4 separate regions of the Homo sapiens genome follow, and all the other regions are linked to region 4. Evidence: chromatin loops called from intact Hi-C (ENCODE). Cell type or tissue: IMR-90. All regions are shown on one strand.

What was found. A loop is a pair of places that touch in the nucleus more often than their neighbours do. Peaks named below come from ENCODE experiments on the same cell type or tissue, not always from the same donor. Only the 100,000 strongest peaks of a DNase experiment are listed, where the experiment ranks them.
Region 1: a loop joins it to region 4, with 2.9 times the contacts of the local background. A loop is called at or near these places in 20 of 110 quality-filtered maps.
Region 2: a loop joins it to region 4, with 4 times the contacts of the local background. A loop is called at or near these places in 9 of 110 quality-filtered maps.
Region 3: it touches region 4 in a loop (6-fold over the local background); 17 of 110 quality-filtered maps call a loop at or near these places.

What each region holds. Positions count from the first base shown.
Region 1 is chr9:112,009,516-112,014,515 of GRCh38, forward strand. No RefSeq gene overlaps it. Among named protein-coding and RNA genes, the nearest start is that of LINC02977, 28 kb to the right of the region's middle. RefSeq lists enhancers at 2,576-2,625, 2,736-2,875, 3,116-3,165, 3,206-3,445. In IMR-90, no CTCF peak of the experiment used is centred here; DNase peaks (open chromatin) are centred at 1,906, 2,656 and 2,936; H3K27ac peaks cover 2,131 bases.
Region 2 is chr9:111,943,063-111,948,062 of GRCh38, forward strand. It overlaps LOC124902250 (a long non-coding RNA gene), which reads right to left. Exons shown (of 2, transcript XR_007061735.1): 2 at 144-1,638. Among named protein-coding and RNA genes, the nearest start is that of MIR4668, 13 kb to the left of the region's middle. In IMR-90, no CTCF peak of the experiment used is centred here; DNase peaks (open chromatin) are centred at 1,669 and 2,349.
Region 3 is chr9:111,963,441-111,968,440 of GRCh38, forward strand. No RefSeq gene overlaps it. Among named protein-coding and RNA genes, the nearest start is that of MIR4668, 34 kb to the left of the region's middle. In IMR-90, a CTCF peak has its summit at 2,293; a DNase peak (open chromatin) is centred at 2,241; H3K27ac peaks cover 697 bases.
Region 4 is chr9:112,071,934-112,076,933 of GRCh38, forward strand. All of the region lies in intron 12 of SUSD1 (sushi domain containing 1), which reads right to left. Among named protein-coding and RNA genes, the nearest start is that of LINC02977, 34 kb to the left of the region's middle. RefSeq lists an enhancer at 1,783-1,952. In IMR-90, a CTCF peak has its summit at 3,004 (motif pointing left); DNase peaks (open chromatin) are centred at 1,458, 2,688 and 2,958; H3K27ac peaks cover 3,294 bases.

The DNA.
Region 1 (5,000 bases), 62 kb before region 4:
GGTGGAGGTTGCAGTGAGCCCAGATTGCTTCATTGCACTCCAGTCTGGGCGACAGGAGTGAAACTCTGTCTCAATTAAGAAAAAAAAAAAAGCTTTTGTGATTCATAGGAAGAGGTCAAAATATCAATATTAACAGGAGTTTGGAAGAAACTGATTCTAACCCTCATGGATGACTTTGAGGGGTTCAATACATTAGTGGGGGGAAGTCACTGCAGATGTGGTGGAAATAACAAGAGAACTAGAATTAGAAGTGGCGCCTGAAGATGTGACTGAATTACTGCAATCTCATGATAAAACGTGAATGAATGAGGAATTGCTTCATATGTATGAGTAAAGAAAGTGGTTTCTTGAGATGAAATTGACATGTGGTGAATTTTCTGTGAACACTGTTGAAATGATAACAAAGGATTTAGAATATTACATAAACTTAGTTGAAGAAGTACTGGCAGGGTTTGCAAGGATTGACTCCATTTTTGAAAGAAGCTCTACTGTTAGTAAAATGCTATTAAACAGCATTGCACGCTACCAAGAAATCTTTCATGAAAGGAAGAATCAACCAATGCAACAAACTTCATTGTTGTCTTAGTTAAGAAATTTTCCCAGCCACCGCAACCTTTAGCAATCCCCACCCTGATGGGTCAGCAGTCAGCAACATTGAGGCAAGACCCCCCTCACCAGCAAAAATATTATGACTTGCTAAATGGCTCAGATGATCATTAGGCTCACATGATCATTAGCATTTTTAGCAATAAGGTATTTTTAAATTAAGATAAGTCCATATTTTAGACATAATGTGATAGCACACTTAATAGACTCCAGTATAGTGTAAACATAACTCATAACTTTTTTTTATTTTAGAGACAGGGTCTTGCTCTGTCACCCAGACTGGAGGGAAATTGTGCAATCGTCTCGCACTGCAGCCTCAAAGTCCAGGGCTCAAGCGATCCTCCGGCCTCAGCCTCCCAAGTAACTAGGACCAGAGGCATGCACCACCACACCCAGCTAATTTTTAAAATTTCATCACCTGGAGGAAATGCCAATGCATAAAAATGACACTTTTTTTTTCTTTTTCATGAGATAGGGGGTCTCACCATATTGTCAGGCTGGTTCTGAACTCCTGACCTCAAGTGATCTTCCCTCCTTGGCCTCCCAAAGTGCTAGAATTACAGATAAGAGACACCACACCCTTGTAAACATAACTTTATATGCACTAAGAAACCAAAAACTTGTATGGCTCACTTTATTGCCATATTTGCCTTATTGGAGTGGTATGGAATTGAACTACAATATCTCTGAGGTATGCCTGTAAATGAATTACCATAATGTGATGTGGGCAACAGAATCCAGGGAAGATTCAGAGGGTGGAGACATCCCATCAAAACTTTCTAATTTGGGAGAAATTGTCCAAGACTCTGAGGAAAACCAGTCATAATATCTGAAAGTAAGTTTATGCCGAAAAATCTTAGGTGGACCTGCAAGTCGAAAAAGCAGGTCAAGACTACTAGGGGCAGAGAGGAGGGAGAATGTTTAAGTTGGGCTCTAATGGTAGGATTTGGACACGCTGAGATTGAGGAGACCTAAGGGTGTTACTTCCATAATGGAACCAGTAAAACAAAAGCCATGATTGTCTAATAGAAAGTCTTTGCCAGGGAGGCTTATGAGATAAAGCATGATAGGAATCAATTTGCAACACAAACCTGAATGTTCCAGAAAGTTCATATGGCTTTACTTACTTTAAATTATGGTAGGCATGACACTGAGCTTCCTTTCTGCTCAGCTAGTGGGAAATTTAATTTCAGAGGTTGAGAGGATTGCCTTCTCTTCCCCACCTCCAAATCCCATGCCCAGTCCCAGAGCTAATGGCCAGGAGTGTTTATGTGAAGCCAAACATTCATGCGGTATGTCTGGTCATTGGTTTACATCAGAGATCCACAAACTTTTTCTGTAGAGAACAGATAGTCAATATTTTAGGCTTTGCAATCCAAGCAGCTCTCTGTCACAACCACTCAACTCTACCATTGTTGCTTAAAAGCAGCCGTAGACAGTAGGAAAATGAATGAACTTGACTGTATCCCAGGAAGACTTTATTTATGGACACTGAAATTTGAATTTCATATAATTGCATGGGTCATAAAATATGATTTTTTTTCCCAAACACTTTAAAATGTCACCATTCTAAGCTCATAGGTTATACAAAAACAGACGACGGCCCAGATTTGACCTATGGGCCAACCCCTTATCTACGAGGTTTCCACCAAGTTGCCTGCTGGCCAAGCTTATAGAGTGAAGTTGGACATCCCTGTTGTTCCCCTGGAAATCTTTGCCAGAGCTGAGAGCCTCCATACCCAGAGTCAGAAAGACCTTTCTAGGCTCAACATGCAGTCATGGCTCCCGGACACCCTGTCATCTTCCTGAGATTCTATGGAGGGTGGGCCACAGAGCCCCATTATTTTAAAAACTGTGCATATCCTTTCCTTCCCTTGGGGAATAATCTTAAGGACTGTGTCTCTCAAAAACACTCTACCACTTCTTCTCCTAGCGCAGCATGCTCAAATCCCTCAGAGTGAAGGAGGAAAAAGTCAGGACGGAAAGTGATGTGCAGGCTTCTTCTTTGGGCCCTGAAAGCTCAAAGTCCTGGCTACCTGCCCTGAAGGCTGAGTAATGTACAAAGAAAACAAAGACAAATAACTCAGTAAATTATCCGGCCTAGGATCAGAGCTTTCTAGCCCCAGAGCAAGCTCAGGCCTCAACATTCTAAGCTTAAGAGGTCAGGCTGTCCCTCCATATTTCAATGGGTACAGGTCTTGAGTTTCCTCAGAAAACCTCTGAAGGGAGGTCACAGTTATGGGGACAAAGAAGGAAAGTGTTGGATTCAGGACACCAGGCTCCACTGAAGGTGACTCATGGTTTTGGCTTGCAAGCAACGTTGCTGATCACTTTGACCAACCACAGGTCCCTGCCAGCTGCACTCCTCTCCAGGAGCACTCCTATTTTTATATGTGTGGTACAAAGAACTCCTACCAGCTAATTTCCACTTCCCCCACAAAAGCCTGTTTTACTTCTGCTTTGAGTAAAAAGCTTTCCTCTTTCTGGTCTCAAAGCACACACTCAACAGTGCCTGTAATTCACAGTCATCTGGTACCCTTGGCTTATCTCAGGCCCCTGTAGTAACAACTGGCTCCAAGCATGTCTCCTACAGCCACAAGCTCCAGTGGGGTAGCCAGGTTCACTGGAAGAGAATGTTCCCTACACAAGGGAATCTGAGACAGAAAAAGTCATCCTCAGAAAGTAGGGACTGGTGGACATGTGAGCCTGGGAAATGAGAACAATTTGTGCTGGGAAGTTGCTCATGTAAAGAGTTCACAGAGCAGGTATCTGCTGCCCAGGCTTAAACTCTCAAGTGGAAAATGGAAACCATCATTCCAGATTGGCTTCTTACCCTGTATCTGTGCATTCATCAACCTTTGACAATAAGGTCATTTCTTAGCCCCACACATAGCATATAGGAAAGATTTATCCAAGCCCTGCTATTATAGATGAATAAATGAAACACATTCAGGAGGTTGCCCATACAGTATTTGCCTCATTTTCCCCACAGCTCTAGAGAAAGGACATTTTATAAGTTCTGTCATTCCACAGAGCTGTACAAAGCCGCCTGGCTTAACTGACTTAATTTCTTTTTTTTTTTTTTTTTAGAGACAGGATCTTGCTCTGTCACCCAGGCTGGAGTGCAATGGTGCAGTCATAACTCACTCCAGCCTGCAGCTCCTGGGCTCCAGCAATCCTTCCACCTTGGCCTTCCAAAGCACTAGGATTACAGGTATGAGCCACCATACCCGGCCTTCACTTTTTTTTTTAACTTGACAAAATGGTTCTTAAGTTCAAGATGGTTAGCATACATCTGCTTTCAAGACAGAAAGAGGGGGAAAAAGAAGGAACAGCCACAGTTGTTCACGGTATCAGCGAAGTAAAAACTTTCCCAGAAACTCCCCTAGTAGACCTCACTTCTGCTTAATTAACTGGAACTGTACTTTCTGTCTGCCCAGAGCAACAAAGGAGATTGGGAACTTGAGTGTTCAGCTTCTTCAGCCCCTAGTGAGGAAGAGGAGAGGGATTTGGATGGTATAGAAGGAGTCAGTCTGAATTCTGCTTCAAATAGCTAAACAATTTTGAAAACTAAAAGCCCAACAGGGAAAACTAGCTCTGCTCTCTATTAAAATTATAAAATTATAGAACTATGGGATATAGTTTCATACAATATCATAAAACTATAAGAATAAAATCAAAGTTGAACACACAGGATTTGGCAGAGATTAATAGGAGAGACAAATTAGCCCAGAAACAGATCCTAATACTCAATATAAGGGTTTTTCTGTTTGTTTTGTTTTGTTTGTTTGTTTGTTTTTTGAGACAGAGCTTCACTCTGTTGCCCAGACTGGAGTGCAGTGGCGTGATCTCGGCTCACTGAAACCTCTGCCTTCTGGGTTCAAGCGATTCTCCCGCCTCAGCCTCCCGACTAGCTGGGATTACAGGTGCCTGCCATCACATCCGGCTAATTTTTGTATTTTTAGTGGAGATAGGGTTTCGCCACATTGGCCAGGTTGGTCTCAAACTCCTAACCTCCAGTGATCCACCCACCTCGGCCTCCCAAAGTGCTGGGATTGCAGGCAGGAGCCACCGCGCCTGACCAATATAAGACTTCTTTAAAAGCCATCACAGATTTCCCAGGAAGAAAACTTCCATTCAATATAATAAACATTGGTGCTATTGTGCTGGAATAATTGGGAAGAGAATATATTCTCACCATATCAACCGTTCTTACCATGACATATATAAAAACTAAATCCATAAAGAATAAAATAAAGGAGAATAATTTTGTACTCTTCAGTCAAAAGACAAGAACTGAGCAGAAAGCTTGGCAGGTAGGAGGGAAGGACTGGGTATGGTTATGAGACCACCAGGGCTGTGGCCCCCACAAGTAGGATACTGAAAAAGGTCAG
Region 2 (5,000 bases), 130 kb before region 4:
CAGCCTCACCCTTCTTCTGCTCTAGCACTTACACTAATTATTTTAATTGCCCCTTTAGTTCTTTGTGTTTGTCATTAGATTGGAAATGGCAAGGGCAGGGAGGGTTCATAAATTACTTGACTTTGTGTCCCAAGCACCACATGTAGAACCTTACACAAAGTCCTTTTTATTGAACAAATTAATGAACAAATACAGGTAAGCATCCCTGTCTCACTAGTATTAAGCCTATAGCTGATCACACAGTGGTGAGGTGTGTAGATTGTACAGACAGACTTAGGTTCACTTTCCAGCATCACCATTTGTATCCTGTACCGTGTCTCTACGCCTCAGTGGACACCAATGTGAGAAGTGAAGGGAATGATGCATATGAAAAGCTACATCCTCAATAGAAGTTTTGTGTTGCTATGATATGGATCTTAAGTACTAGACTCCGTCACTGAGCAAAATGAAAGCTTGGCTACCCAATGGACAAAGTCACTTTTCTTTTTTTTTTCTTTTCTTTTTTTTTTTTGAGATGGAGTCTCGCTCTGTCACCCAGGCTGGAGTGCAATAGTGCAATCGTGGCTCACTGCAACCTCCACCTCCCGGGTTCAAGTGATTCTACTGCCTCAGCCTCCCAAATAGCTGGGATTACAGGCTCCTGCCACCATGCCCAGCTAATTTTTGTGTTTTTAGTAGAGATGGGGTTTCACCATATTACCGAGGCTGGTCTCGAACTCCTGACCTCAAGTGAGGTCTCCCTCCTCGGCCTCCCAAAGTGCTGGGATTATAGGTGTGAGCCACCATGCCTGGCCCAAAGTCATTTTTCTTTCCTCAATACTTGAAGAATTGTTTATCCTCTGATAGAGAGGGTTGCATGATCTTTTTGAGGGGAATTGACCTTTTGCCCTTGATGATTCAGAGTAAATATTCTAGTGTTCAAGGAGAAAATCAATCTGATTCATTTGAACTATTATAAATAGTACTATTGTAGCCAGCAATAATATTGTCCAGAATGTTAGAGCTGATGGATTGATGTGCAAAGCTTAGGAAGCAGCTACAAGACCTCATTGCATAGACCTGTGTTCCTGTAACAATATTCCACAAAATCTGAAAGCTAAAGTGTCTGCAGCAGAGCATTGCACATATGACCTGGAATCAGATGCACCCACATCATAGGCAACACTCAAGGGGCTTTACCAGGTTGGAATGCTTCCAGATGTTATTCATTTAGTGGACAACTTGTTCTATATAATTCAAAGACAATTTCCCAGGTGTTCTCTTCTCTGAGCACTGAGAGCAGTGAGCACGTGGATGCTTAGGTCTCTCCAGGCCATGTGGAAGAGAGTTTTCTTCCATGCAGCTTTGTAGGTTGTCAGACTGTAGCATGAATCAGAATCATCTTAAATGCCAGCAGCAGCACCCCCTCCCAAGTGAGGAAAGCAAGGACTCTTCAACTTTATCAGCTTTCCTGAGGTTCTGATGCAGGCACTTGCAGCCACTCTTACAAGAACATCTTGGTAGAGGTTTATCCCCAGGAGGATGCATGTTCCACAAGTCAAGGTTGGTGGAGTGGAAGTGGGAGGCTTGCGGCCTGGAGGGTTGAGGCTCAGACCCTAGGATGTCACTCTGTTGATCTCTAAGCAAAGCGCAATAGACCTGTAATCACCAGAGGTTACAACACACAGGACTCTACAAGCCAGGCCACATGGAACAGCAGATGTTGACTCACAAGTAAGAGGTCTAGTACCAGATAGAGAAAGTAAGGCAGAGGAAAACTTGTTGAAAAGTTAACAAAAGGTTTTCTTTTCATAATTTTTCTCCTAAAAACTGGGATTTTGAATTTTGTCACTAGGGTGGCTGGAACTTAAAATTTTTACTTTATTTTCATGGATTAGCCCAAGGGGCAAAAAATGAATGGAGGAGTACCATTGCTGTGACTACTGAGACTGAGCCAAAGCTGCCGAGTGGAGCTAGGAAACACTGTCCTGCAGAGTCCCACTGATTTGGGCCAACAGTGCTGTATTTGCCTATCCTTGGGAAATTCAGGGAAAATGACAACCTGTATTGGCTGATCACTTTTGATTTTCAGTCCCTCCCAGCTAGGACAATTCAGTCACCAAATGAAGAGTCCAGACACAGCTCAGAGCTCATAGTTTGGTATCTAGAGATGAGGATCCAAATCTGGCTGCCCTAATGCCTTGCTATGACCATCATCTGGGAGAAACTGATCAATTCCATTGATTTCAGTGGCACTAGAAAAAAAGGTTTCACTTCTTGCATCTGAGAACAGATACCACGCCCCCAAAAACCTCAACAGAAAGTCCCAGCTGCCTGTCTCATTACTGCTGGCCCATCCAGTGGCAGTCAGTTCACTACGGCTTGAAGAATTCCAACAGCTGACTTGCAAAGGAAACATGCAATTTCCCGGAGATAGACCAAATTGCATGACCAGAAAATATGGCTAACATAGAGGCAGAATTAATAAGAGAAAGAGAAGTAAACTTTAGTTAAAACCTAATGAGGAGGAGAAACATAATGAGGACATTTAAGAAGATACAATTAGAGCATAAAAAAATGAAATTATGGTACTGAAAAGTATGATTTCTAAATTTAGAAATTCAATGTAGAAATTAAAGAGAATGATTACTTCTGAAAATCAAAATAGCGTTTAGTGGGATCCCTATAACCCAGAGCAAAACAAAACAAAATATACTAAATACTAAGAGAAATACGCAGATACAAGACAGAGAGGACCGTTTAGGTGGAGACTTAAATTGTCTAATAAATTTCCAGAAGGAAAAAGGAAGAGACAGAAGAAAACCAAAGACTTGCTTCTTTAGATTTAAATGACTTCCTAGTCCCAGGTGGGTAGAATGAGAAGACATATTTGCAGACAAAGAAGTGTCCTAAAAGAAGAAAATGGGGAAAAATTAAATAGGGTTAAATTTTTTAACCCGAAGGATAAATTTAACGGTCATCAGCCAGAAAGAACAAGTTATTGACAAAAGAAAGGGAGTTAGACCATCGCTGGACTATCGGCAATACTGAAGGTTACTGGGGGGATTGTGATAGGAAAATCTTATAACCAGCCAAAATCTTATTATATAAGGGCAAAAATAAGGTATTTAGGGGCTTGTAGGACCTCAGAAAGTATACTACCCATGTACTCAACCTGAGGAAATTAGTCAAGGAAGTACTTAAGAAAATAAGGATGCAAGGAGGCCAGGTGCAGTGGCTCACGCCTGTAATCCCAGCACTTTGGGAGGCCAAGGCAGGCGGATCACCTGAGGTCAGGAGTTCTAGACCAGCCTAGCCAACATGGTGAAACCCTGTCTCTACAAAAGTACAAAAAAAAAAAAAATTAGCCGAGCATGATGGCGGGTGACTGTAATCCCAGCTATTCAGGAGGCTGAGGCAGGAGAATCGCTTGAACCTGGGAGGCAGAGGTTGCAGTGAGCCGAAATTGTGCCATTGCACTCCAGCCTCAGCAACAAGGGCGAAACTCCACCTCAAAAAAAAAAAAAAAAAAAAAAAAGGATGCAAAATTATAGCCGGATAAGAGGAATAAGTTCTAGTGTTCTATAGAATTCATAGTTCCTATAGTTCTAGTATTCTATAGGATCCCTATAGTTAACAATAATATATTACACAGTTTCAAATAGAAGGAGGATATTAAATGTTTCCAACATGAAGAAATGATAAATGTTTGAGAGGATGGATATGCTAATTATCCTGATCTGATCACTTTAAATTATATATATTAAAACATCACTTTGTACCCCATGAATATGTACAATTATTATTTGTCAATTTAAAATAATAATTTTTTTTTTTAGATGGAGTCTTGCTCTGTCACCCAGGCTGGAGTGCACTGGCACAATCTTGGCTCACTTAAACCTACACGTCCCAAGATCAAGCAATTCTCCTGCCGCAGCCTCCCAAGTAGCTGGGATTACCGGCATACACCACCACACCTGGCTCATTTTTGTATTTTTAGTAGAGACAGGTTTTCGCCATGTTGGCCAGGCTGGTTTTGATCTTCTGACCTCAGGTGATCCGCCCGCCTTGGCCTCCCAAGGTGCTGGGATTACAGGCGTGAGTTACTGTGCCCAGCCTAAAACAATCGTTTTTTAAAAAAAATTCAGCAACAGGGAAAGACAAAGAATACAAGAAGACAATGGTGAATAATGAACCTTGTAATTGTCATACTCTAAATAGATGCTAACGTGACATGGAATAATGAGAATTTTAAATCAGATGAGACTTATTATGGAGGAAAATTTAATAGCCTTGGCTAAAATTTTAAATTATCTCAAAACACAGGAGTAGGGGTGTGAAAGAAGAAAGTGGGGAAGTAAAAGTGCTTTCAAGCTTTGTTGAGGTTTATGAATTGTGAGGGAGGGGCTGCAACGCCATTCTACAGTGCACAACAAACAACTTTACAGTTGCTCCTGGCTGGGGCCGGTGGCTCACACCCGTAATCCCAGCACTTTGGGAGGCCGGCGGGCGTGTGGCTTAAAGCCCACAGCTCGAGACCAGACTGGACAACATGGTGAAATGCCATCTCTACTGAAAAAAAAAAATACAAAAATTAGCCAGGCGTTGTGGTGTGTGCCTGTAATCCCAGCTACTTGGGAGGCTGAGGCAGGAGAATCGCTTGAACCCAAAGGCAGAGGTTGCAGTGAGCCTAGATCGCACCCCTGCACTCCAGCCTGGGCGACAGAGTGAGAGTCTGTCTCAAAAAAAAAAAAAAAAAAAAAAAAAAAAGTTGCTCCTTAGACGTGGCTGTTCTAAAAATCCTTGATCTGTTCTTCCATCAAGGATTTCTTATTGGCAGTAGTATCCTTTCTCTCTCTCTCTTTGGCCTTGAAGTTTCCTTTCCCTACCTTCCAAGCTCCTCCCCCTTTTTCTGTTCCTACCCATATTCGTCTCACTTTTTACACAGGGAAAATTAACTACAGATTGCAAATTTAGGTTCTGTGCAGCTCTGCGGCATTCAGAGCCTTCAAAGTCCAGTT
Region 3 (5,000 bases), 110 kb before region 4:
AGGCTGAGGCATGAGAATAACCTGAGCCCAGAGAGATGGAGGCTGCCGTGAGCAGTGATCGTACCACTGCACCCCAGTCTGGGCAACAGAGTGACACCCTGTCTCAAAAAACAAAACAAAACAAGCCGGGCGCGGTGGCTCACGCCTGTAATCCCAGCACTCTGGGAGGCCGAGATGGGTGGATCATGAAGTCAGGAGTTCAAGACCAAGCCTGGTCAACATGGTGAAACCCTGTCTTGACTGAAAATATAAAAAATTAGCCAGGTATGATAGCGGGTGCCTGTAATAACAGCTACTCAGGAGGCCGAGGCAGGAGAATCGCTTGAACCTGGGAGGCAGAGTTTGCAGTGAGTGGAGATTGCACTATTGCACTCCAGCCTGGGCGACAGTGCGAGACTCCATCTCAAAAAAAAAAACAAAAACAAAAACAAAAAAACCAAATAAACAAAAAACAGAAGGAAGGCAGTCCTGTTGACTCCTTGATTTTAACCTAGTGAGGCCCATTTTAGACTTCTGACCTCCAGAATTGTAGATCACACATTTGTATTGTTAAGCTACCAAGTTTGTGGTGATTTGATACAGCAGCAGTAGAAAACTCATACACAAACCCATTCCTGATCTCCTTCTCCCTTGCTGTCTTCCACTCTAGAAGCTGGAGAACCTAATGCTTGCTGTGTCAGCAGGTCTGTGCTTTCCGAGTCCACATGATGGTCACCCAGATACCACTTTCACCAACATATGGTGTGCTGGAGATCCAGAGGACCTTGACTATGGAAGAAAGTGCTTTGGCTGTCAAGACACACCCAGTGGCAGAGGAGAAGATAATGCTTCTCCTCTATAGTGTTGTGCTCAGCTGCAGCCACATCTAGTGTGGGAAATTTCTGCCACACAGCTCTATCTGTAGGTGACACATGGACACAGCCTCTTCCCAAGGTGTCTTCGTATAGGGCTAGAGTGCTACATGCGGAGATATTTCTAAACATAGTCACACATTTTACCTGTAACTCCCTTTCCCTACCATCTCAGTGTCCTAGCCCCTGAGAGCAGAAGTCCCATCGTATCCCAATTCTAAGATCCACCACGTTTTCTAGCTCAAAATTAGTGTTTCTGCTGGGTGCGGTGGCTCACGCCTGTAATCCCAGCACTTTGGGAGGCTGAGGCGGGTGGATCACCTGAGGTCAGGAATTCGAGACCAGCCTGACTAACATGGTGAAACCCCATCTCTACCAAAATTACAAAATTAGCAGGGCGTGGTGGCACATGCCTGCAATCCCAGCTACTTGGGTAACTGAGGCAGGAGAATTGCTTGAACTTGGGAGGTGGAGGTTGCAGTGAGCCGAGATTGTGCCATTGCACTCCAACTTGGGCAGCAAGAGTGAAACTCCCTCTCAAAAATAAATAAATAAATAAAAATACATTAGTGTTGTTTTCAGAGGAAAAAAACCCACCTTATTACAGCAAAAGTGCATTTTTGTTTCCTAATCCCCATAAAGAAATTAACCCCTCAGTACCTCAAGCCATAGTTTCTTTCTCTTATGATTCTTATGCATTTAACTTCCTTTTTTGATCAGTATTGCTTCTCTACCTTTCCTCTCACAACCACCATAAAGCTGTCGGCAAAGCAAAGCGAGGAGTTTGCCACAGGCTCTGGTTTTATGTGTATGAAAATTTCAGTGGAGTGTGGACTGTTTATGTACTTCCATATCATTCTTTACTTCCCTCCAGCTAGGAGTGTAGTGGCGTGATCTCGGCTCACCACAACCTCTGCCTTGCAGGTTCAATCTATTCTCCTGCCCCAGCCTCCCGAGTAGCTGGGATTAGAGGCATGCACCATCATGCCCGGCTACTTTTTGTATTTTTAGCAGAGACGGAGTTTCACTATGTTGGCGAGGCTGGTCTCGAACTCCTGACCTCATGATCCGCCCACCTCGGCCTCCCAAAGTGCTGGGATTACAGGCATGAGCCACCGCGCCTGGCCAAGACTGCATTTCTTGTCCACCAGGACAGTACTTGTGTTGTTCTTCCTTTTAGCCTTACTATATGCCCTCTGTATCTCTGGCCTAAGGTGATTGATTTCCATCCACCATAAATATTCCCTTGAAGGGTTCTGTTCTCTTCCATCTCTGTGTTCCATTCTTAAGTTTCATGCCTCAGAGTCTCAGCAACTGAGGTCACTCAGTTTCTTACTCATGCTCTGAACTTAGGTACACACTCTTTGTTACTCATTAATATGTTCTAGGTGCCATGGGGAAATCCAAGATGCTTCATGTGACAGGAATCCTGCCTTGTGGTTCACAGTCCAGTTGAGAGATGATTATTTAACCACTAGGAGAAAAAGAAGTAGTGCCTGCTCAAAGAAAGGGATTGATAAAATGCAATGGGTGGTCAGAGGGGGACAGAGGGCACTTCTAATTTAAAGACAGACCTCAAGGAGGAGGGACTTCTAAGCCAGACCCGGAGAAGTATAAACAACTTAAAGGTGGCCGGGCGTGGTGGCTCACGCTGTAATCCCAGCACTTTGGGAGGTGGAGGGGGGCGGATCACTTGAGGTCAGGAGTTTGAGACCATCCTGGCCAACAATGGTGAAACCCCGTCTCTACTAAAAATACAAAAATTAGCTGGGTGTGGTGGCACGTGCCTGTAATCCCAGCTACTCAGGAGGCTGAGGCAGGAGAATAGCTTGAACCAGGGAGTCAAAGGTTGAGGTGAGCCGAGATCGCGCCACTGCACTCCAGCCTGGTGACAGAACAAGACTCTGTCTCAAAAAAAAAAAAAAGAAAGAAAGAAAATTAGCCAGCATGGTTGTGCGCACCTGTAATCCCAGCTACTCAGTTGGTTGAGCCAGGAGAATTGCTTGAACCCGGGAGGCAGAGGTTGTAGTGAACCGAGATCGCACCACCGCACTCCCGCCTGGGTGACAGAGCGAGACTCGTCTCAAAACAACAAACAAAAAACTTAAAGATATGAAGAAAGGGGTGGGTGTCATTGCAGGCAGAGGAGACTGTCATGTGTATGAAACGTGCAGAGGTGTGATAAGGCTGGTGTGTCCATGGAGAAGAATGAAGTTCAGCTTGAACAGGCACAGGCTGGTGTGCAGGGGTGGTGGTGGCGGGAACACCTTGATCTTGGACTGCCAGACTGGGCGACATAGTGAGACCCCATCTCTACCAAAACATTTTTTAAACTGCCAGCAGCAGCTGGATGTGGTAGCTCAAGCCTGAAATCCCAGCACTTTGGGAGGCCGGGGTGGGTGGATCACTTGGGGTCAGGAGTTCAAGACCAGCCTGGCCAACATGATGAAACCCCATCTCTACTAAAAATACAAAAAATAGCTGGGTGTGGTGGCTCATGCCTGTAGCCCCAGCTACTGGGAGGCTGAGGCAGGAGAATCACTTGGACCCAGGAGGCAGAGGTTGCAGTGAGCCAGGATCGTGCCACTGCACTCCAGCCTGGGCAACTGGCAATACTCCATCTCAAACAAACAAACAAAAAAACTGCCAGCAGCTTGATCTTGGCATCACTTATCACCACTGATGGGCAACACAGAGCTGAGAAAATGGCAGTGGAGCTGAGAAAATGGCAGTGGAGCCAAGAATAAAGGCAAGAGTAAGGCTCAGAAGGAAGGGGAGGTAGGGAGCTCCCCAAGGTCTTGCAACACAGCCTGGCTATGAGTGAGTCCCCCTCCCTCCCCCAGCAGATCCTGCAGAGAAGACATCATCTCTTTCCTGGTGACAGTGCCTATCTTCCAGGACACAGCTGCCTCTTCAAAGCTAAGGCAAATCTTGTGCTGGAACCAAAGCCCCATCTGTTGGACTCCTCTACCCAGACCATTTGCCAAAATGATGGAATAGGGCCAGGCCTGCCAAGAGGTCCTCAGAGGGTATCTAGGTGAAGCCCCTCTCTCTACCAAAGAGGGAAGTTAGGCCTATGGATAGGGAGGGATTTGCCCAAGGTCATTTATCTAGCAAGTAGCTGCAGTAAAACTTGATGCCAGCCCTTCTTACACAAGATGTAGGTTAAGAGAGCATTAGCCTTAAGCCAGACTACACGGGTCCAAATCCTGGCTGCTTCTGTGTCGGCTGAGAGGTTTGACCAACTTCGTTAAACTCTTTCAGATTCAGCTGCCCTTTTACTTTTTAATCTTTATTTTATTTTGTTTGTTTGTTTGTTTGTTTTTTGAGACAGGGTCTTGCTCTGTCACCCAGGCTGGAATGCAATGGCACGACCATGGCTGACTGCAGCCTTGACCCCCTGGGCTCAAGTAATCCTCCTACCTCAGCCTCCAGAGTAGCTAGGACTACAGGCACATGCCACCATGCCCGACTAATTTTTAAAAAATTTTGGTAGAGATGGGGTCTCACTATGTTGCCCAGTCTGGTCTTGAACTCCTGGGCTCAAGTGATCCTCCAGCCTCAACCTCCCAAAGCACTGTTTCCCAATTAAATGAAATAATAAATGAAAATCACTTAACATAATGACTGCATATAATAAGGGCTCAACACGTTAGTGAAAAAAAATGCCTGATTACTTTTCTCTACCTTCTGCAATAAAGACCTCCCAGTCCCAGTTCTTTCCCCTAGAACAAACTACTAAGTAGATATTAGATTTCCCTAGAGCTGGTCATAGGTATCACTCCTTTGGTTTTGCTCAAAGCAGAGAGCATTCTTGTTTGATACCATTATTAACACTAGGTGGGTATCTTTTTTTTTTTTTTTGAGACGGAGTCTCACTCTGTCACCTAGGCTGGAGTGCAGTGGTACTGTATCAGCTCACTGTAACCTCTGTCTCCTGGGTTCAAGCAGTTCTCCTGCCTCAGCCTCCCAAGTAGGTGGGATTACAGGCACCCACCACCAGGCCTGGCTAATTTTTTTAAAAAATATTTTGGGTAGAGACAGGGTTTCACCATGTTGGCCAGGCTGGTCTCGAACTTCTGACCTCAGGTTATCTGCCTGCCTCGGCCTCCCAAAGTGTTGGGATTACAGGCGTGAGCAACTGCGCCC
Region 4 (5,000 bases):
CATCAGCTAGATATATCTTCTCCATCAATAAAGTTATGAGACTTCACCTCCCAAGGAGAAGAAACCAATTTCTTTTCACATGTACATCCTCAGTAGGCAGCACAGGTCTTTGTACATAACCAATCGAAAAATATTTGCTAGTGACTTCTCAAGACATCTCCTTTTATTATTTATTTATTTTTATTCTTTTTTATTTCTTTCTTTCTCTTTTTTTTTTTTTTTTGTTTTTTTTTTTGAGACGGAGTCTCACTCTGTTGTCTAGGCTGGACTGCAGTGGCACAATCTCAGCTCACTGCAACTCTGCCTCCCGGGTTCAGGAGATTCTCCTGCCTCAGCCTCCCAGGTAGGTGGGATTACAAGCACCCACACCACACCCAGCTAATTTTTGTATTTTTAGTAGAGACTGGGTTTCACCATGTTGGCCAGGCTGGTCTCGAACTCACCCACCTCAGCTTCCAAAAGTGCTGGGATGGGATTACAGGCATGAGCCACCGTGCCTGGCCAACCCATCTCATTTTTAACAAATACAAGTAAATAAATAAATATTTGCTAAATTAAATTGTTACAGCTCAGCAAGCCCCTCCCCCTCTCCCAACACACACAGAAACCCTAGTTTCCAGGCTTCTGATCTAAGAATACCTTCTCATGCACGTTTTATAAAAGCTAACTTTGGCTGAGATTCAGATGCTGGTAGCAAGAGGGTCTGGGAGACACCCATCCCCACACAGCCATTTACTTGGGGGCTTGGGGTTTGTTTTGAAGCTAGAAAGCAGTTGGGAGATTTCTGGGAATGAGAGAAATACGTGGACTGTGGAAGCATGGAAGGGCAAACATGCCTCTCCTAGCGTGACCTAATGTTAGGGCTCCAGATATCAAAAGAGCCTGTGTCCACGGAAGACTTGGAAAGGAAAACAGCTGGCATGAAGGCCAGTCCCTCTGCTGACCTGTGGTACAGCTTCAGCCCCCTTGGAGCCAGGGGGGCCCCCAGGGATAAGTGTGGTACCTTGGAACCAGCCAGGGGAGATGGGTTTCTCACTGAGGACACAGGGGTACAGCATCCTTGGATGGTTTGTGGGTAACCAACCATGAAAGAGAAGCCTCGGTAAAAGAAACCAAGAGACCTAGTCCTGCACAGTCTTCCCTGAGGACATCCCATTGTGGAGGGCGGTGTCAGAGGCAGGGGCAGGGAGGATCAGGGCAGTCCTGGCTGGACCTCTCTGATAAAGTGACAATCTGATAAATGCCTGGGACACTCCTGTGTTTTCTGTTGTTTTCCTAACCGTCTGAAAAAGTACTTTCCTTTTTCTTGTTATGAATACAATGAGAGATGGGAAATTTCTTGAAGAAGTTGCCAGCCTTGGTACTGAAGACATGGGAATAAATAATTTCCTTTTCATCTTTTCTTCCCTTTGCTCCTCCAGCATGCTTGGTTCCATAATAAACATTCCATCTCAAATGATCACCATGTTGTGTAAGACAAGTGGTCTGGTTTATCTCCACATTTACGTATGTATTGGCTTTCTCACGCTCACTCTCTCTCTCTCTCTTTCTCTCTCTTCCCCACCCCGCCCCCACCCACCCCCATCCTCCTCTCTCTGGTTTCCTCTTTCTCTCTCTATATAAGAAAATGTTGCCTACAAAGCTTTTAGACTTAGCAAGAAAATAGCATACTCAGCTGGACAGTGGCTCATGCCTGTAATCCCAGCACTTTGAGAGGCTAAGGGCAGGCAGATCACTTGAGGTCAGGAGTTTGAGACCAGCCTGGACAACATGGCAAAACCTCATCTCTACTAAAAATATATTTTTAAAATTAGACGGGGCTGGTGATGTGTGCCTGTAATTCCCGCTACTTGGGAGGTCGGGGCATGAGAATCGCTTGAACCTGGGAGGCAGAGGTTGCAGTGAGTCGAGATCACACCACTGCGTAAGCAACAGAGCAAGCCTGGGCAACAGAGCAAGACTGTCTCAAAAAAAGAAAGGGAAAGGGAAAGGAAGGGAAGGAGGCCAGTGCAGTGGCTCACACCTGTGATCCCAGCACTTTGGGAGGCCGAAGTGGGCGGATCACTTAAGGCCAGGAGTTCAAGATCAGCCTGGCCAACATGGTGAAACCCCATCTCTACTAAACATATAAAATTAGCCAAGCGTGGTGGCACACACCTGTAATCCCAGCTACTTGGGAGGCTGAGACATAAGAATCACTTGAACTCAGGAGGTGGAGGTTGCAGTGAGCTCAGATCACGCCACTGCACTCCAGCCTGGGTGACAGAGCGAAATTCTGTCTCAAAACAAAAAAAAAGAAAAAGAAAATAGCACACTCAACATGTGGATGCTCTTCTGACTCTTTGGGGCCTGCATCAAGGATGAAAGTTTGTTCCTCACCCTGTCCTAAAGGGGATGCGTGCCGTGGGGCTATCCTGAAGAATTCAGTTCAATGTGCCGTCTGCAGCCTATCAGCCAAGAGTCAGAAACACCGTGAGGCCACAGCTCCATCTCACCCACCCCCTCGCCAGCCCCTGCTTTCCTGCATTCACCGAAACACTTGCCTCTGTCCCTCAACATTCCTAGAACCTTCACTGTCCTCTGAGGTCAGCGATGTATTTAAAGCACTTGTTTTCATCCTGTTCCCATCAGTAAGATTTAACGTAAGACACTCAGAAGGGAAATTCCACTCTCTTTCCTTCTGGGAAATGAGCAGCTACATTGTCCAGACCCAAATCCTTAGCCTAACACATCTGCCAAAATTCAAAAGTTCATGATTTTACCGAAATAAGGCCACACACTTCTTAGGAAACCACGAGTATCTCTGCACATCAACACATAAGCTTCTCTTTTTTCCTCCTTTTATAAAAGAAAGGGGTTGGTTTTTTTTTTTTTTTAACTCTTTCATAAGATCAAAGCAACTTGATTTTTTTATGCTTCTTTAAAATTACGAGTCCTTTAAAGTGGGTAGAGTTGGAAAATAGGCATCTCAATGAACATTAAACAGCTCAACAATGTCCCCTGGTGGCCATGAGCACAGAGAGAGGGAACTTGAGCCACTAAAGCTCTATTCAGCCTACCAAACAAGGAGTAAGTGTCTCATCAAGATGAAACCCCCTCCCCTTTACTCAAAAAAATATGCAACGGTCCTTCAAACCAGAAAAGCACAGCATCCAAATATGAGAAAGACCACAGAGTAGGAAATGGAGATGGAGTCGCTATTCATTTTAATAAGTCACCACAGAAAGAAATGCCCAGACTGAACACCACTTGTCTCTCCAGCCCAAAATGTGGGGAATTCTTTCTGGTAGCCAGAATTCATTGCCTAACCAGACATCTCCTCAACACCAATACCACCCACTGGCTGTTATTTTAAAATTTTGGGCTGTTATGCTATCTATCAGTACCATTCTTACCCACTGAGGGTTGAATGTAAAACATACAGACAAAAATCACTGTCTTCAGGAAGCTCCTATTTTAGTGGGAGAGAAAGAAAATAAAAAAAAAATAAGTTTTTAGAAAACAAGCTCTAGGCTGGGCACAGAGACTCATGCCTATAATCTCAGCACTTTGGGAGGTGAGATGGGAGGATCACTTGAGGCCAGAAGTTCAAGACCAGCCTAGGCAACATAGGGAGACCCTCATCTCTACAAAAAATAAAAACAAAAAAATCCCTTTTGTAATTAGCCAGGCATGGTGGTGAGCGCCTATAGTCCCAGCTACTCAGCAGGCTGAGGCAGAAGGATTGCTACAGCCCAGGGGCTCAAGGCTGCAGTGAGTTATGATTGCACCACTGCACTCCAGCCTGGGTGACAGAGTGAGACCCTATCTCTAAAAACTAATAATTAATATTTTTTATTAATATGAAGCTCTATGAAGAAATTGAAGCAGGGTAAGTAGATACAGAGTACTAGCGTGGAGGCTGGTGATGGCAGTTGAGCAGGCACCTGAACAACTATGGAGAAGCCATATGTTGACAGTGTCCCAGGAAGTGTGAACTGCAGATGGAAAAGTCTGGAGGCTGGAAAAACTTTGACCCATTGAAGGAACTGCAAGAAGGCCAGGGAGACAGCTGATGCTTAATGGGAAAGGAGGAGAGCAGGGGGAGATGAATTAGAAGTAGGCAGGGGCCAGATGACATGTCCTATGATGAGGAACTTGGATTCCATTCTAACTTTAATGGAAACTCACTGGAGAGTTTTGAGCTGGTGCTGACATGTTCCCAAATGCATTTTTAAAAGATCACTCTGAGTGCTGAGTGATCTTTTGAAAGTTATGGTGAAGACTAAGACTAAGGTCCAGGGTGGGAGGTATATAGGCAAGAGAAAACCAGTTTGAAAACTACAGCAGGAATCCAAGCAAGAGGTGGCTGTCTTGGATTAGGGTAGTTGTGGAAAAGGCACAGGTGGGGAGAAGTGGTGGAATTCAGAATATATTTCAGACAGCAAGCCAACAGGGCTTGTTGACAGATTAGAAATTTGGGGATGGGATAGAACCAATTAGGACTTGTTTTTGGTCTGAACAATTGGGTGAACAGAAATTCCAATAACAGACAGAAAGTAACAGATAGAAACAGAGAAGCCTGGGTGGAAACCGATTTGGGGGCGAGGGCAGAGGTGAGAAATCACAAGTTCCGTTTGATTTGCGTATTAGATGTTCAATAGGACATGTGTAGAAGTTGGGTGGATATAGGAGTCTGGTGCTCAAAGGAGAGGCTGGGACTAGAAATTGATCTTTGGAAATCCTCTGCATATAGGTAATAGTTATAGCCATAAGACTGGTTGAGATCACCTAAGCAGAAAGGGTAGATAATGAAGAAAAGGAGGCTGAAGAGGGGTCATAAAAGTAGATGGAGCTAGCAAAGAAGACTGAGAGGGGACAGCAAGGCAGAAGGAACCAAAACTAAGGGAGAGGGGGTTTCAAGAGGGAGGGAGTGTCAACGCTATCGAAGAAATCAGATAAGAACAAAACTGGCCATTGGATTTGGCAAGACGGAGATCAAACGAAGAGCCTTTCAGTAA